Regions from separate parts of the Homo sapiens genome. Here region 2 is linked to region 1. A link is an interaction called in ENCODE POLR2A ChIA-PET data of the cell type or tissue named here. Cell type or tissue: A673. All regions are shown on one strand. Links, peaks and the distances in the headings refer to the core of each region. The heading gives the core; the rest is flanking DNA.

Region 1 (8,323 bases), core at 32-8,031:
AGCCTCTGAGGTGTGTTGGCCCAGAGAGGCCAGGGGGCAAAGGACCCCAGGCAGGTGGGGGTGGGGTGGGCCAGGCCTGCGGGACGCAGGGTCAGCTGGGGCAAACTCGAGAAGGCAGAGGCCGGTGCTCCGCGGAGGGCGGGAGACTCACGGCTGCAGCCCCTACGGTCCTCGTGCAGCCGGTAGCCGGCCTCGCAGGAGCACTGGAAGGAGCCGGCCAGGTTGGTGCAGTGGTGCTCGCAGCCGCCACGGCTGGAGGCGCACTCATCCACATCTGCGGGCGACCCGGGACCACTGAGGCCTGTGCTCCCAGGTGGGGAACCAGGAAGGCCCCTGCCCACCCAGTCCTACCCACAGGACTGAAGCCCTGGTGGCCCTGCCAGAGCTGAGTAGCATCTCTTCAACCAGCCAGTAAAACTCACCCTCAGCCACAGAGGCCACTCTGGCCATCCTCCCAGCCCAGGGTCAGAGCCATGGCAGACACGTGCTAGGGGGGGCCAGGCTGGGAGGGGCCGGCCAGGCAGCAGCCAGGGGGACAGGCCCAGCTCCAGGAGAGAGCGGCCAGTGACCTCAGGCCAGAGGGAGGGAGGGGACAGGTCAGCACAGCCCTCCAGGCAGCAGGCACTCAACCAACACCCACAGCCCTGCACGCAGCAGGCGCTCAACCAACGCCCACAGCCCTGAACTCAGCAGGGGCTCAACCAACACCCATAGCCCTGCACGCAGCAGGCGCTCAACCAACACCCACAGCCCTGCACGCAGCAGGCGCTCAACCAACGCCCACAGCCCTGCACGCAGCAGGTGCTCAACCAACGCCCACAGCCCTGAACTCAGCAGGGGCTCAACCAACACCCACAGCCCTGCACGCAGCAGGCGCTCAACCAACACCCACCACAGCCCTGCACACAGCAGGCGCTCAACCAACACCCACAGCCCCAAAGCAAAGCACAGAGCAGGCCGACCCCATGCCCACCATGGGGGTACCAGAGCCAGCCCCGTGTCCTTCCTTAGGGCAGCCCTGCTCCCAGGCCACCCCAGCTGTGCAGTGGCAGGGCAGTGCTCACCCTCACAGCCGCAGCCATCGGCACTGAGCCGGTAGCCGGCGTAGCAGCCGCACTCGTACCCGCCAGGGTTGTTGGTGCACACCTGCTGGCAGCACGGGCTGTCTGCACAGTCGTCGACATCTGTGGAGCACACGCCACGGGCCCCCTGGTACCAGGCACCTGCACGTGCACACGCCCCCACCCACACACAACTGCATACGACCACACACAACCCACGCGCCCGACTGCACCTGCAGCTGCCCACAGCCTCACGTGTGCACACCGACATTCATGGCACCTGCAGACAATCGCACCCACCACACAATCACGCCCACGCACATGCACGTTCCTGGTCCCGCATATGTGCACACACAGGACACATGTCACAGCCCCAGGGCCACCCGCCTGTCTGCTGTGGACAAGGTGTTGGGACTGGGGCTAGAGGGTGGGGACTCCATCTGGGAGTCAGGGTCTGGGGTGTGACTTCCAGGACACTGGGTCCTTCCCAGGTGAAGGGGTGGTACTGAGGAGGTGCTGATGGGGCTAAGGGGGTGCCGTGAACATGGGTATGGGCCTGGCGGGCCGATGTGGGCACCAAGGTCTTTCCCGGCCAGGATGCTGCCTCTGTCAGACCTGCCCTACCACCCCGCCAGGGCCCAGGCAGCCAGACCAGGACTCAGGGAGACTGACGAGGACCTCCAAGTCATGGCATGGAACTGATCCCAGACCCAGGGCAGCAGCGGGTCCCTGGAGTGGGGTGCAGGCATCTGGGAGGAGCCAGTGCGCACCGATGCAGGTCCTCTGATCTGTGTCCAGCTCGTAGCCGCGGGGACATGTGCACAGGGGCCCAGCACTGGTGTGGCTGCAGCCATGGGAGCAGCCGCCGTTGTTGGCCTCACAGCTGTTCACGATTTCCATCTCAATCCCTGCCGTGAGACCAGCCACCCAGGGTATGGGATGGCGGCTAGGATGACCCCCACCTACCTTAGTTACCCCTACCTCCACCCAGCAGCCAGCCTCGGGCCTGGGGACACCCGTGGGAAGCAGCAACATGGAGCTCCCAGGCCTTGTTGGGTCTGGGACCCCCTGCTCTCCCTCGACCCTCTGCTCACCAAGGGCTCACACCCAGGGCTGCCCCTGATTGACAAGGAAGCCCTGCCCTTCAGCCAAAGCAGGCCTCGGGGTCCTGGGGAGCAGCATGGCCATCCCGGGCACCTTCAGCCTGTTGCCGGCTGCCCACTCACGGTAGCACTGCCGGCCATCGGCGCCCAGCTCATAGCCCGCGTGACACACGCACTTGAAGGACCCCTGGGTGTTGAGGCAGCCATGGGCACACTGGGCCAGCCCTGCGGCACATTCGTCCACATCTGGAGGGGAGAGACCACAGGGAGGGCTCAGAGGTGCCAGGAAGGGCCTTTGCATGGGACCAGTGGAAGACAGTGCACGGCCTGCTGACACCCAGGGCCTGTGGCCGCATGACACAGGCATTCAAGGCCAATCCCACTGTCCCTGACGGCCACTAGTCACAGCCCTGCAGGTCCCCTGGGATGAAGAAGTTGGCACCCACACAGGTCTCACACTAAGCCTGTTGCATGACCAGGTGCCAGTGCCCAGGCAGCACTTTCCTGGTGTCAGTGAGGACGTGGAACCACACACCACGACACCCCGTGGCCATCCGGCGGGGGCCTGATGATATGGTCTGGCTGTGTCCCCACCCAAATCTCACCTTGAACTGTAACTCCCACAGTTCCCACGTGTGGTGGGAGGAGCCCGGTGGGAGGTGATTGAATCATGGGGGTGGGTCTTTCCTGTGCTGTTCTCATGATAGTGAGTAAGTCTCATGAGATCTGATGGTTTTAAAAACGGGAGTTTCCCTGCACAAGCCCTCTCTTTTCCTACCGCTATCGACGTGAGGTGTGACTTGCTCCTCCTGGCCTCCCGCCATGATTGTGAGGCCGCCCCAAGCCATGTGGAACTGTAAGTCCATTAAACCTCTTTCTTTAGTAAATTGCCCAGTCTTGGGTATGTCTTTATCGGCAGCGTGAAAATGGACTAATACCATTGGAAACTGACCACTGCCTGGTCTGGACACACACCGCTGCCTCAGAGACTCACCCTGTGGACCACTGGGGCAGTGGCAGCCCGACCCCTCCCCAAGGCTGCTTGGCCCAGGGAAGAGTCAGGAACACCCAGACGTGCAGGGACAGGGTTAACAAATAAACGTCGCCCAGCCATGCTGCAGAGGATGGTGTGGTGTGGCAGAGGGGGCAGCGGTGTGTTCCAAACAATGGCACCTGCCTGCAACCTGACTCTAAGCAAGCACATTCACAAACAGCCCCAGTGAAGCAGCAGAAGCAGCCCATCCCATACGTCTAGGTGTTTCCTGGGCTCAGGAACAATGTCTCCTTTCTTCTTGAGTTCTATTTTTTTTATTATTTTACTTGTTTATTTATTTATTTATTTATTTTTAGACAGGGTCTCATTCTGTCACCCAGGCTGTAGCACACTGGTGCAATCATGGCTCACTGTAGCGTCAACCTCCTGGGCTCAAGTGATTCTCCTGCCTCAGCCTTCCGAGTAGCTGGGACTCCTGCCTCGGCATCCCGAGTAGCTGGGACTCCTGCCTCGGCCTCCTGAGTAGCTGGGACCACAGGTGTGCACCATCATGCTCAGCTAGTTGGGTTTTCTTATTTTTTTGTACATACAGGATCTCGCTATGTTGCCCAGGCTGGTCTTGAACTCCTAAACTCAAGTGATCTGCCCACCTTGGCCTCTCAAAGTGCTGGGATTACAGGTGTGAGCCACCACACCTGGGCTTTTTTTTTTTTTTTTTTTTTTTTTTTTTAAGAGACAGAATCTTGCTCTGCCACCCAGGCTGGAGTGCAGTGGTGTGATCATAGCTCACTGCAGCCTTGACCTCCTGGGCTCAAGTGATCTTCCTGCCTCAGATTCCGGAGTAGCTAGGACTCCAGACAGCACCACCACACCTGGCTAATTAAAAAAAAAATTGTTTAGAGACAGGGTCTCGCCATGCTGCCTAGGCTGGTCTTGAGCAACTTGGCTTAAGTGGTCCTCCCTCGTTGGCCTACCAAAGTGCTGGGATTACAGGTGTGAGCCACAGCGCCTGGCTCATTTCTCCTTTTCTCTTATTCATCTCTTCAGTTTTCCTGCTGGGCAGGCACTACTTAGGAAATACAATAGTTTAGGCCAGGTGCAGTGGCTCACGCCTGTAATCCCAGCACTTTGGGAGGCCGAGGCGGGCGGATCACAAGGTCAGGAGATTGAGAGCATCCTGGCCAACATGGTGAAACCCCATCTCTTCTAAAAATACGAAAAATTAGCCAGGCCTGGCGGCGGGTGCCTGTAGTCCCAGCTGCTGGGGAGGCCAAGGCAAGAGAATGGCGTGAGCCTGGGAGGCGGAGCTTGCAGTGAGCTGAGATCACGCCACTGCACTCCAGCCTGGGCAATAGAGCGAGACTCCGTCTCAAAAAAAAAAAAAAAGGAAATACAATAGTTTAAAAACTATAAGCAACACCTGGGCTCCCTGGCTCACTCCTAGTGAAATGAGCCTCGGGCTGGGAGCAGCTTTTGCGAGCCTTCCTACCCTCGCCCCTCAGCCCCCAGCAAGGGAGATGAGACCGCCACATCCCAGGTCACCCAAGGGGGCAAGGCCAAAGGGCCTGGTCTCATGGGAGGCCACGGCCCCAGAGTTAGACACGGGTCCCTCCACAGCACCTGGGTGCGCTTTCTGACCCTGGGCGGGGCGGAGCAGGGGAGGGGCGTCCTACCTTCACAGGCCTTGCCGTCCGCTGCTAGCTGATAGCCCACGTGGCACTCACAGCGGGCGAGGCCCCGGACCACCTGGCACCTGTGCATGCAGCTGCCGTTCCTGTTGGCACACGGGCTTCTACCTGCAGCCACGGGCCCGAGGAGGGGGTTGGGGAGAGGGGACCCCAGTGGCTGCAGGGCGCCTGCCCCCAGGCTTCTTGTGAGACCCCTCACCCAGTGCTCTCCCCACTCTGTGCTCCAGGCTGATGGGCTGGGCAGCGGGTCTCCCTCCTCCCAGGTGCGGGAAGCCCCCAAGACGCCGAGAAGACTCTGCAGTCTCAGGACGCGGCCAGCCAGCCCAGGTCAGGCAGCGGCCCAGGCCAGCTCCTCCCACCACCCTTCTTAGCCCAGGTGCTGGCGCTGACACCAAGGCGGCGGCCCCCCAGCTCTGTGACTCCAGCCCCTTCATGCCCACACTGGGGAGGACCCAGAGGCCCAGGTGGGGGCATTCTCTCAGCACCTGCCCCACCCACAGCCCCCATTTCCATATTCTGGAGGACCACTGAGTCTGCCGCACCGTCACCATCAGCAAAGCCCCCCCTTTCCACGCAAGCAGCCCTGAGGACTCAGAGCAAAGTGCCAAACCGGACTGGCCTGCCTCCTCCTCCCAAGGGCAGCAAGCCTCAGGTGGGCACCTATGGAAGTGAGGTGGCCCCCATCCTGAGCTTCCTGGCCCCAAATGTGCCATCCCTACCAGGCCTCTCAGCAGCCTTGGGGGCCTCCTGAAGACCCACTTCCACCCAACAGCCCAGGCGAGGCAGCTTGTCCTGCCTCCACCCCCAGGTCCTCCCTCCCAGGCTGGCAGCACTCACGGACACAATGCCTGCCGTCCTCCTGGAGCTGGAACCCGGGCCGGCACTGGCAGCGATGCCGAGTGATTGTGAGCTGGACACAGTGGTGCTGGCAGCCGCCATTGCCCAGGGCGCAGGAGTTAATGGCTGGGGACACAGGGAGGACCCCAAGTCAGCCCAAGAGGATGCCTGGCCGACAGTCTGTCCCTGGCTGGCATGGAGCAGGGAGTGGCATGGCCACTTCTTCCTGCTGTAGGACCCCTCCCAGCCACTCCGAGCCCCTCCGCCTTTTCATCTCCATCGTCACACGCTGCTCCCTGCCCGGCTCACAGGCCTGGTTTTGCCTTCTCTGCTGCCTACAGGATCCTCAGGCCTGTGGGGGATTCACTGGATCCTCCGGCCCCGGCCTGATCGAGGGCTGGACACAGAAGGGGACCCCACCCAGACAGAAGCCCAGCACCCCCCAGCACAGAACACTAAGCACCAGGGGTCTCTGAGAAGCTGCAAGCGAGGGCTCAGTGCCCCAGCAGGCTGCATCTCCCTGGAGGAGGACGCAGGCTGGCAGGGGGTGACTGAGACCCAGGCATCTCACCATCGTGGTCCTTAGGCCAGGGTGGGGGCAGATGTGGGGATGCCGTGGACAGCTGCCATGGGCCACAGGCTTGGCCCCCAGTTCCCAAGGGACCAGCACAGCTCCTACCCACCCCAGGCCAGGCCACACCTCACGCCTGTCCCCACGCATTGCCCATGCCCCCATTCCTTCATGCACATTCCTGCAGAGCATGGACTGTGGGGTCAGGTTGGCCCAGTGGGTGCCTGTACCCCGTGGATGGATGGGGCTGTGCCCTGAGCTGGCGCAGGGAGGCGGGGACAGGGCGCTGGGCCAGGCTGGGCACCCAGGGTGGGCACTGGACCTCTGCCAAAAGCGGTAGCCAGCCCCTCAGCGGGGGTTTGGTTACTGTCAAGTCTGGCAGTTGCCTTGTGGTTAGGGAGGGAGTCAGCCCCGAGCTCAGAGGGAAGCCGCAAGAATGTGCTGTTGCCTGTGCCCGGGCAGGGGAGGCCGTCTGCCCAGGCCTGTGCCCAGAGCAATCCCAAACCCCATTACCAAAGCGCCGAGACTCTCTCAGAGTGGGGAGGCTTCTTTGAGATGCCGCCTCCTCTGGGGCACCTCCTGGGGGACTGCCACCATCCCTGGGAGGTGCCTGGGCCTGGGGCCGAGTCTGGGGAACCCGTCTACTGTTGCTGCATAGCGGATGGGAAGCCCGGCACCATGGAGGGGAGGGCGGTCAGAGGTCAACAGAGCAGGCAGCGGCTGGAGCAGCGGTGTTGCCTCTGGGCCCTGAGAAGGCAAAGCCCCCTCAGAGCAAGCTGGCTTAAAAACCCACCGTGCTCGCCGTACCTGTCCCACAGGGGAGCAGGCGCTGAGGGTCCCCTCCTGGGGCAGAGCCAGCCTTGGGAGGCTATTGGGGGTCGCAGTGATGGCTCTGTCTCCTGCCCCACGTGTCCCTGGCACGTGCAGGCTGTGGGGAACCCAGGGCAGAACTCAGGTAAGCCCGTCTGCCTCTGAGCCCCTCGCCCCATCCACCTAACTGCCCAGACAAGATGGGAGCTGTCCTGGCCCCCAGGCCCGGCCTGCCTCACCTGAGATGGCCCTGCTGAAGCCACTACCGTGGCTCCAGGGGCCTCTGAGCATGGCCTGCGCCGGCCCCGCCTTCCCAGGGGCCCTGTTTATTGTGTTCACCGCAGCAACAGCACCCCTGTCTGGAACACGTAATAGGAAACAGACCCCCTCCTGGCAGGGCCAGGCAGGCACAGGGGGCACAGAGCCCATGGCAGGGAAGCTGGGCCGTCAGGATCCAGGCGCCACAAGGGCCCAGGAGGCTGCGGCAGGGCTGGGAAAGAAAGAGGCTTCTCATCACCCCCTCCAGACAGGCAGAGCCCTGAGACGCACCCAGGGACCACCGGGCATGGCGCGCACTGGAGCCCACCAGGGCGGGGGGATCAGAGGCAGGGATCCCCCCAGAGCCTGTCCTCTTGCCACTCCAGTCCACACAGTTCTAACACCCCAGATGCTCCCAAGCTGTGCGCAGCCGGGAGCCAAGCCCAGTGTCGTCGCATATATCCTGTGCCACGGATTCCCGGAAAGCTGAACCAGGCAGATTTTCGCCAGCGCTGGGATATGCAGCTCAGGAGGGGCCACCCCTGCGTGGCCAGTGCCCAGCACTGCTAGGGATGTGTCCAGACCCCTCGGGACACTGAGACCCAGCTGCAAAACACACAGCCCAGCCACCCCTACCCAGGCCACAGCCAAAGGCTCACACCTGTTACAGCCTGCAAAGTGGACCAAGCTCAGACCCGGCAAAGCTGAGTGTGCCCATCAGACGTGGACTGGGGATTTGCCTCCCAGTGGGGGAAGACCCTCCCTGTCTGTGCTCCACAGCCCTCACCTGGCTCACCTGCGGACAGATGCGGGCTCGACAGCAAGCCCTACTGTGTCTTTCACTTCTTTAATACTGAAGTGGTGTTTTCTCAAAGGAAAAAATCCCCACCCAGTGGGGGTTTGATGGTCAGCATGCATAATCGCACCGCGTGCTTCCGCAATCCGGCCCGACATTTCTGCCCCTTCCTGACTCTGGAGTCTTGTTCTGCCAAGGCCTAACT
Region 2 (8,323 bases), core at 116-8,115, 140 kb after region 1:
CTGGCCATCATGGTGAAACCCAGTCTCTACTTGAAATACAAAAATTAGCTGGGCATGGTGGCAGGCACCTGTACTCCCAGCTACTCGGGAGGCTGAGGCACAAGAATTGCTTGAACCTGGGATGGAGAGGTTGCAGCGAGCTGATATCATGCCACTGCACTCCAGCCTGGGCAACAGAGCAAGACTCTGTCTCAAAAAATAAGATGAAATAAGATAAAAGTTGGTGTCAGAGGCTGCAGTGTGGCAGCTGCCTATTGTCAATCAGAGGTAGCCTGGGGTGAACGGAAGGCGGACCTGAGCGGGGCTTGTCTATGCGCGGCGGCCACCAGAGAATGGCTCGGGATGTGAGCCCTGCCTTGCAGTCCTTCTCGTGAAAGCTACAGCGAACAGTAGCTGTCTCCAAATCCCGAAGGCCAGTCGCATGGAGAAGCTGGTCTGGCACAGTGGTTAATGGGGTAGTATGGAAGTCAGAATGCTGGGGTTCAAATCTCCTCTTCCCCATTTACTCCAGCAAGTCACTTAACCACTTGGAGCCTCAGGTTACCCATCTGCAGAGTCGGGTAATAGTAGTTCCTGCCTCAGAGGCTTGGAGAACAGTCAGTGAGGTGCCGTCCGAAGGGCTTGGGAGAGTGCCTGGCACCCACTCAGTGTCCTCACACATGATGGCTTCGGGTCCCAGGTGCTGTTCCAGAGCTGGGAGAGCCAGGAGCCCTGGGGAGAGACCCGGCTCCTTAGTATCTGGTAGGTATCTCCAGGGCAGGAGGGATGGCAGTGAGGCAGGCATCTGCCCAAGGCGTGGGTGGAAGCTGATGGCATCTGTCAGAAGTATGCACTGGGGCAAGGATGCCTGGTTTAGTATTTATTTATAGGGCATGCCCCACCCAGGTCCAAGAATGGATTGATAACACTGAGCACGTGTGAAAGGCACGGCTAAAGTGGAGAGAAGAGAAGAGGCTGAGGGCCGAGAGAGGAGCCGCACACCCACTCCAGAACCCGGACGAGGCCCTGCCCTTGCCCAGCGGCGGTATTAACCCTGAGATTCCGAGCACACCAAAGTGACATCGCGTACACGGTGAACCCTGTGTTTGCAAAAAGTCAGAAAAAGTCTTCAAAACATCCTTTAAGGCCAGGCGCCGTGGCCCACGCCTGTAATCTCAGCCCTTTGGGAGGCCGAGGTGGGTGGATCACTTGAGATCAGGAGTTCAAGACCAGCCTGGGCAAAATGGTGAAATCTTGTCCCCACCAAAAATACAAAAATTAGCCGGGGGTGGTGTCTGGTGCCTGTAGTCTCAGCTACTCAGGAGGCTGAGGCAGGAGAATCGCTTGAACTTGGGAGGCAGAGGTTGCAGTGAGCCGAGATCACCCCACTGCACTCCAGCCCGGGCAACAGAGCGAGACTCTGTCTCAAAAAAACACGCAAAAAATACTTTTGGTGTGTGTTTCATGTAACGAGCTGCCATTTTGCGGCTTGCCTTTGTTTTCCAGTGTGGGGAGGGCTAAGGCAACCTTTTAAGATATCTGTATGTTATTTCCTCGTGATTTTGCTTTAAAAGCAAAAAAGAAAAAAGCTGAGATGAGTTACTAAATGACAATAACGCCTACTTTTCTTTTGAATTCCCGTGTTATTTGTATCTGAATGTGGTGAAAGTTTTCTAAATGTAATGTTTTATCACCAGTAAGTAGGCTGAGTGATCACTTACTCCTACCAGTATTTAATACTTCCATGTTCTGCCCAGATTCCTTTAACAAATACACAAAACACACTTGTAGCTGGCAACATCCACTCGTGTATAATGAAAACACACAATGGCTTTCTTAGAAGTTTGCCTTCTTAAGTGGGTTACACAGGATGCCTCGAAAATCCTTCTCTGTGGGTCGTGCAGAAGGTATTTTATTCTAAAAATTCCCTCTACTCAGCCGGGCGCAGTGGCTCACGCCTGTAATCCCAGCATTTTGGGAGGCTGAGGCGGGTGGATCACGAGGTCAGGAGATCAAGACCATCCTGGCTAACACGGTGAAACCCCGTCTCTACTAAAAATACAAAAAATTAGTCGGGCGTGGTGCGGGCACCTGTAGTCCCAGCTACCCAGGAGGCTGAGGCAGGAGAATGGCGTGAACCCGGAAGGCGGAGCTTGCAGTGAGCTGAGATCACGCACTACACTCCAGCCTGGGCGACAGAGCGAGACTACGTCTCAAAAAAAAAAAAAAAAAATCCCTCTGCTCATTGGCATTTGAGTGTAAGACAGCTTATACCAAAGTGGGCTCAGACAGACATATGCACATGTTTACAGACTTTCTGCCTGCCCCCTGGCAGTCCACTCTGTGCTCAGTATTTCTTTGCAGGCTAAACACTCGCTCATCCAAAGTGCTTTCTTTTCCTGGACAAGTTGCACATCACAGACCCAAAGAAGAAAAAGATAATCCAGCCCAACTCTTGTTTTTTAATGTTTCCTGTAATAACTCACATTTAGCCCATGGTGGCTGTGAGCTGGTACTTGGCTAAAAAGTTTACATTTTTTTCCCTGTAATCCCCACAATAGCCCGTTGAAGTAGATACTATAATTATGCCCATTTACAGATGAGGAAACTGAGGCTTCAACTGGCTATTCTACTTGCACAGGGTCACACAGCTGCAAAGTACGGGAGTGGGGACTCCAGCTATGACCACGAAGCTGGGACTGGGGCTGCCAAACCATCCTTTGCCTGGGTCTGCCGTTGGCTCAGACACGGCCCCCAGACACCTAGGACCGTGGAACATTCAGGCCGGAAGGGCCCTTCCAGAACATCTAAGCCAGGGGTAGAGAGTCCAGGGTGCTGTGAGCCTGGATGGGGAAAAATGGCACCTTGTATTAACCTCAAAGCAAATTTCAGCATTTCCTCTAGTTTTGAATGTAGGCAGCAAACTACAGTCATAGCAGTACCTGTGACCTCACCAGTGGGAACCACTGATATTTTCATGGTGTCCGGTAATAGCTGCAGCATCTTAAAAAGTGGTTTGTGCTTGTCGCTCCGTTGCAATTATGGCGGTGATTAGATCTGCTCTCAGGCTTACGACTTAATGTATGAACAAAGAAGCGCACATATGATCACCTCCCAGTTTTGCTTTTTAAATATTAGGGTCACTTTGTAAGTTTTCTCAGGCTGCTGTTACAAATGACCACAAATTAAGTGGCTGGAAACAATAGAGAGTGTTGTCTCACGGTTGTGGAGGCAGGAATCTGAAGCCAGGTGTGGGCAGGGTCGGGTTCCCTCGGAGGCTCTGAGAGGGGGCTCGCCTCCTGTCTCCCTCCTAGGATCTGGGGGCTGCCGGCCATCCTGTGGTTCCCAGGCATGCAGATGCACCACCCAGTCTCTGCCACCATCTTGCCATGGCCTTCTCCTCTGTGTCCCTGTGTGTCTCTCCTTTTTTGTCCCTTAGATGGACACCTGTCCTTGGATTTCGGGCCCACCTGGAAAATCCAGAATGATCTTATCTTGAGACCCTTACCTAAGTGGCATCTGCAAAGACCCTGATTCCAAATAACATCCCATTCTGAGGCTCGTTCCCAGAGGCTGCATCCAACCCACTAGAGTGGCTATGTTTCAGTAACTCGTGATCCTGTGTATTTTGCTTCATGTATTTAAAACATTCTCCCGGACAAGGCGTCTGAGATTCCCCAGGCTGCCAGAGGGGCCATGGCGCAAACGGGGAAGAAACCTGGTCTAAGCCACGCCCCTCTTTTCAGGACGAGGATCTTGGAACCCGGACACTGAAGGTCGGGGTTGGGCACAGCCGGGGATGGGCAGCCCCCCTCTCCCCCAGCACCTCCCGCCTGGCGCCTCCTCCACAGCCCCTGCATCCTGGAAAACAGACTGTTCCACACACTCCAGCAGCTCCTCTACCTGGGGACTGCTTGGGCCGCATAGCCCCCAGTTAGGGACAGAAACCAGAGGTATTGAACAAGAAGCCCCACCGGGAGAGGCGAGACCCGGGCCCCAGCCCTGGACCTGGCCGTGGGTGCTACAGAAGGTCGGGGGACATCGGTCTGCGCGGAAGGGTCTGGAGAGGCACCTCTCAGGGAGTTGGACAGAGAGGAGACGCCGTCCCAGTGGTGGCCTCCAGTGAGGCCTGGAGAGACCAGGTGGCAGGAAGGGCCCTGCTGGGGCCAGAGCAAGGGCACGGAAGGCAGGTCTCATGGAGCAGGGACCGTGGAGGGGACATGGGGGACACATTAGGGATGGACAGTGGCCGGAAGATTCCGTGGGCCTTGGAGATTAAATCGGGTTCCCCAAAGAGCAAGCTGTGGAGAGGGGAAGGGAAAGTTGCCTCCCTCTTCCCTACGGGGTTCTTGTCAATAAACGATTGACAAAAGACAGACTCACAAGAGACAACAGTTTTAAGGCTGTGCCCCCGCCCGGAAGTGCCATAAAAACAGGAGACTCAGCAGTAACCAGATGGGAGCGGTGCAGATGTCCGTCCTCTGTGACAGAAAGGAAAGGGGGCCTGGGCTTCTGGGGAGCGGTAGAGACAAATGAGGAGAGGGTGAGGGAGGAAACGTCTGGGCATAAAGGCTGCCTCGTGGTGCAGCTATCAGTCTCATGGTGAGAAAATGCGTCTTGGCGCGCGGCTCTCTTCCTGGCACACAGACCATTACTAATGAAAATGTCCTTTATAGATGTCAATTTTCTTTAGAAAAGAGAGTTTTTTACTTTATTTTAGGGAGCTGAAGAGCTTTTTTTCTGTTGGCTGGTTCTCAGTTGCTTTTAGCTCAAAGTAATCAACATGTCAACATGGCATATTTTGGGGTGACGTATTCTGGTCTCCTACAGTCATATTTTGGGGTGACGTATTCTGGTCTCCTACAGTCATATTTTGGGGTGACGTATTCTAGTCTCCTACAGTCATATTTAGGGGTGGCGTATTCTGGTCTCCTACAGTCATATTTTGGGGTGGCGTATTCTGGTCTCCTACAGTCATATTTTGGGGTGGCGTATTCTGGTCTCCTACAGTCATATTTTGGGGTGACGTATTCTGGTCTCCTATAGTCATATTTAGGGGTGGCGTATTCTGGTCTCCTACAGTCATACTTTGGGGTGATGTGTCCTGAGCCCCATTGTTTCCTAGTCTGAAACTTCCCCAAGAAGCTCCACGGTACAGAAACTGGGTGGGTGTGTTGTCCCATAATGCTTTGAAGAGGCATTTCTATGGAAACAAAAGAAAAAAAAAAAAAGCTAATCATTGGAGCTGACTAAAAACCAGTTTCTGAGCCTGGGGGCCGTGGCGGGGCAGGTTTGTAGATGTTGGGCTCCGAGCATCTTCTGCGGTTTGGTCTCTGGCGATGTCTGGGCGGCCCACGCAGCAACAGGCGTGAGGGTCCCTCGCACCTGGGCTTCGTGGTAATCTCGCTGATGAGTATTTCAAGTCGTCCAGCCTCAGTTTGCAGGATTTCTGGGCAAAGGGCAGTTTTGTTCTTCGTGATTCCAATAAGAACGGTGGGAGAAAATTGAAAGTGTTAGTTTGGGAGTTGCAGCCAGATACTGGAGGAAACTAGAAACATCAGGAACCCGTCCAGTTTGTAGACATCAATAGATAACAAAACCCCAAAGACGTTAAACAGGACAAGAATCTAATATGGGGCGCACAATATGGCTTTCTACTGAAATATATGTTCTTTCTACATCACCCCTCTTTCTACTAAAAATAATCTCAGTAAGATTATTATTATTATTATTATTTTTGAGACAGAGTTCCACTCCGTCGCTCAAGGCTAGAGTGTAGTGGCATCATCTCGACTCACTGCAAACTCTGCCTCCCGGGTTCAAGTGATTCTCCTGCCTCAGCCTCCTGGAGTTACAGGCATGCACCACCACTAATTTTTGTATTATTATTACTTTTTTTTAGTAGAGACAGGGTTTTGCCATGTTGGCCAGGCTGGTCTTGAACTCCTGACCTCACAGGATCCACCCACTTCGGCCTCCCAAAGTGCTAGGATTACAGACGTGAGCCACTGTGCCCAGCCTAGTCAGATTAACTTGTTTGTAAAGTAAGTCTAGCCTCATTAAAATTGGCCTGATTATTTGCACAAGTGCAGCAAGAATAGTAAGTGGCCAGCTAGGCTTTCTTTAGGTCAGCTTTGCTGGAACTTTTAATAAATCTCAGGTTAGGCTTTCAAAAGCCTCTTGAGGCTAAGAAGTCAAGCCAAGGACTTGATATCAGACTTCACCTGCAATACCTATAGATTTGGGTGGATTCCTCTTTCTCAAGGTTCCCAACGTATTCTTGAGAATTACTGCCAAAAAATCACAGTCTTTCCTCAACCCGTGAGGCTGCAGAAGCCCTTTAATCCAGGTACAAGGGCAATTTTGTTTTCCTCCAACGGGTTTCATTGGCTCCATAAAGTCAACCTTAGTTCCTTAAAGCTACTCACATCTGATTTTATGCACATCACTCTCAAATATGATATTCCGGTCAAACACTTGGTGAGCTAACCAACATTTCCAGTTGTTTCCTATTACAAGGCAGCAGATTCATCTTGAACTTAAGCAAATAACTCTATGGCCGTAAAAATAAAAATGCTAATAGTTTCTAAATTCTGGAGAGATCAGGTAGGGAGAAAAGTCATCATTTCAATTTTGCTTATAAAAGTGTAATGTACCAGAATGCTGTAAGTTATAAATAGTTTCTTCATTTACATTCTGGAAATTCTTGCCATCCAGTGGTGTGATCTTAATGTATCAGAAACCTGTACTGGTCAAAGTCTTCCCCATGAAATCTTCTCGAAGACACAACATTTTAGAATTATAGTTGCTTGCAAAAGCTTTCGGGAAAGCATCAGAGCCAAACAGTTAACTGTGTATGACAGAAAGGCTTAAAATGGCCTTGGCTAAAGATGTGATGACATCATTACAATGTAACTGATGAGGAAGTTTGGTTATTCCTGTGGTGTATACTTTCACATAATAACTAGAATTACAACTAATATAGAATGTATCAGATTTCTAAGAATTTCATATAATTTCTGGAACTCTTATATGAATATATATCCATGCAAATATAACTCACCCAGAGAAGGTTAATCATCACTTCATATTTTACAGTGCTTCCATGCAAATTTAGTTGATCAAATAAGCCCAATTTATTTAATATCTTTTTATTTTATCTAAAACAATTTTCCCTTTAACATTGGCAAAATAATCTATGTTTTTATAAGGAGAGAAAATAAATCCTTTTGAGATATTCCAGGGGCCAATCTAGGAAATCCCAAACGTTAATTCAGGGTCAAAAAGACTTAATTTAGAGTGTGTGATTTTGGAAAGTTGTCAAAATGTCAAAAGGTTGAAAGCACTTGATTAAATAGAATCCCAGATCATTATGAAATAATACTTAATTCTCATTTAATCAAAGTAACAATGAAATATTCAAAGAGAAATGCAGAAAGTTAGATAGTTTAAAATACTCTTAGATCTGGCCAGGCATGGTGGGTCATGCCTGTAATTCCAGCACTTTGAGAGGCTGACATGAGCGGATCACTAGAGCCCAGGAGTTCGAGACCAGCCTGGGCAACATGGCAAAACCCCGTCTCTACCAAAAATACAAAAATTAGCCAGGCATGGTGGCACATGCCTGTAATCTCAGCTACTCGGGAAGCTGAGATAGGAGGATCCCTTGAACCCAGGGAGATTCATGCCACAGTGAGCTGAGATCGCACCACTGTACTCCAGCCTGAGCAACAAACTGTATATACACACACATGTATTTTGTGTATATATATATATATATAATATGTATTACATATATACATACACTATATATAATATGTATTATATATATACATACACTATATATAATATATGTATTATATATATACACGCTATATATATAATATATGTATTATATATATACACACAATATATATTTTTTATTTTATTTTTTATTTTTTATTTTTTTTAATTAGCTGGGTGTGGTGGTGCCCACCTGTCTCCCAGCTACTCGGGAGGCTGAGGTGGCAGGATCCCTTGAAGCCCAGGAGTTGAGGCTGCGATGAACTATGATGGTGCCACTGCACTCTAGCCTGGGTGACAGAGTGAGACCCTGTCTCAAAAAAAAAAAGAACTAGTTCACACCCATGTTTCCTCCTGCTGCCCCAAATTGCCACTCTCCTGGAGCAGCCCCTGAAGGTGGAGACCAGGCACCTGCTGGAGCAGGAACTCTTCCTTCACCGGCTTCTGTTGGGGCCCCAGGATCCTGCAGCTGTGGCATCCACAGGGAGTAAGGCCAGCCACGGAGGTCCTTTCATGTCACCAAGCTGCAGGGGAGGAAAAGTGACATCAGACAGATCAACAG

The links. Peaks named below come from ENCODE experiments on the same cell type or tissue, not always from the same donor. Only the 100,000 strongest peaks of a DNase experiment are listed, where the experiment ranks them.
Region 2: POLR2A ChIA-PET joins it to region 1 with 12 read pairs; 3 of 35 experiments call an interaction of 5 or more read pairs at or near these places.

The regions. Positions count from the first base shown.
Region 1 is chr1:3,509,719-3,518,041 of GRCh38, forward strand. MEGF6 (multiple EGF like domains 6) reads right to left here. Exons shown (of 37, transcript NM_001409.4): 6 at 5,684-5,809; 7 at 4,832-4,954; 8 at 2,288-2,410; 9 at 1,832-1,969; 10 at 1,065-1,184; 11 at 152-274. Among named protein-coding and RNA genes, the nearest start is that of MIR551A, 47 kb to the right of the region's middle. RefSeq lists an enhancer at 1,118-1,287. In A673, for the core only: no CTCF peak of the experiment used is centred there; no DNase peak of the experiment used is centred there.
Region 2 is chr1:3,653,981-3,662,303 of GRCh38, forward strand. The region is part of intron 1 of TP73 (tumor protein p73); the gene reads left to right. TP73-AS3 (TP73 antisense RNA 3) reads right to left here. Exons shown (of 3, transcript NR_187362.1): 2 at 8,173-8,285; 3 at 4,663-5,450. Among named protein-coding and RNA genes, the nearest start is that of TP73, 5.6 kb to the left of the region's middle. RefSeq lists enhancers at 2,989-3,068, 3,149-3,248. In A673, for the core only: no CTCF peak of the experiment used is centred there; a DNase peak (open chromatin) is centred at 4,411; H3K4me3 peaks cover 252 bases; H3K27ac peaks cover 1,970 bases.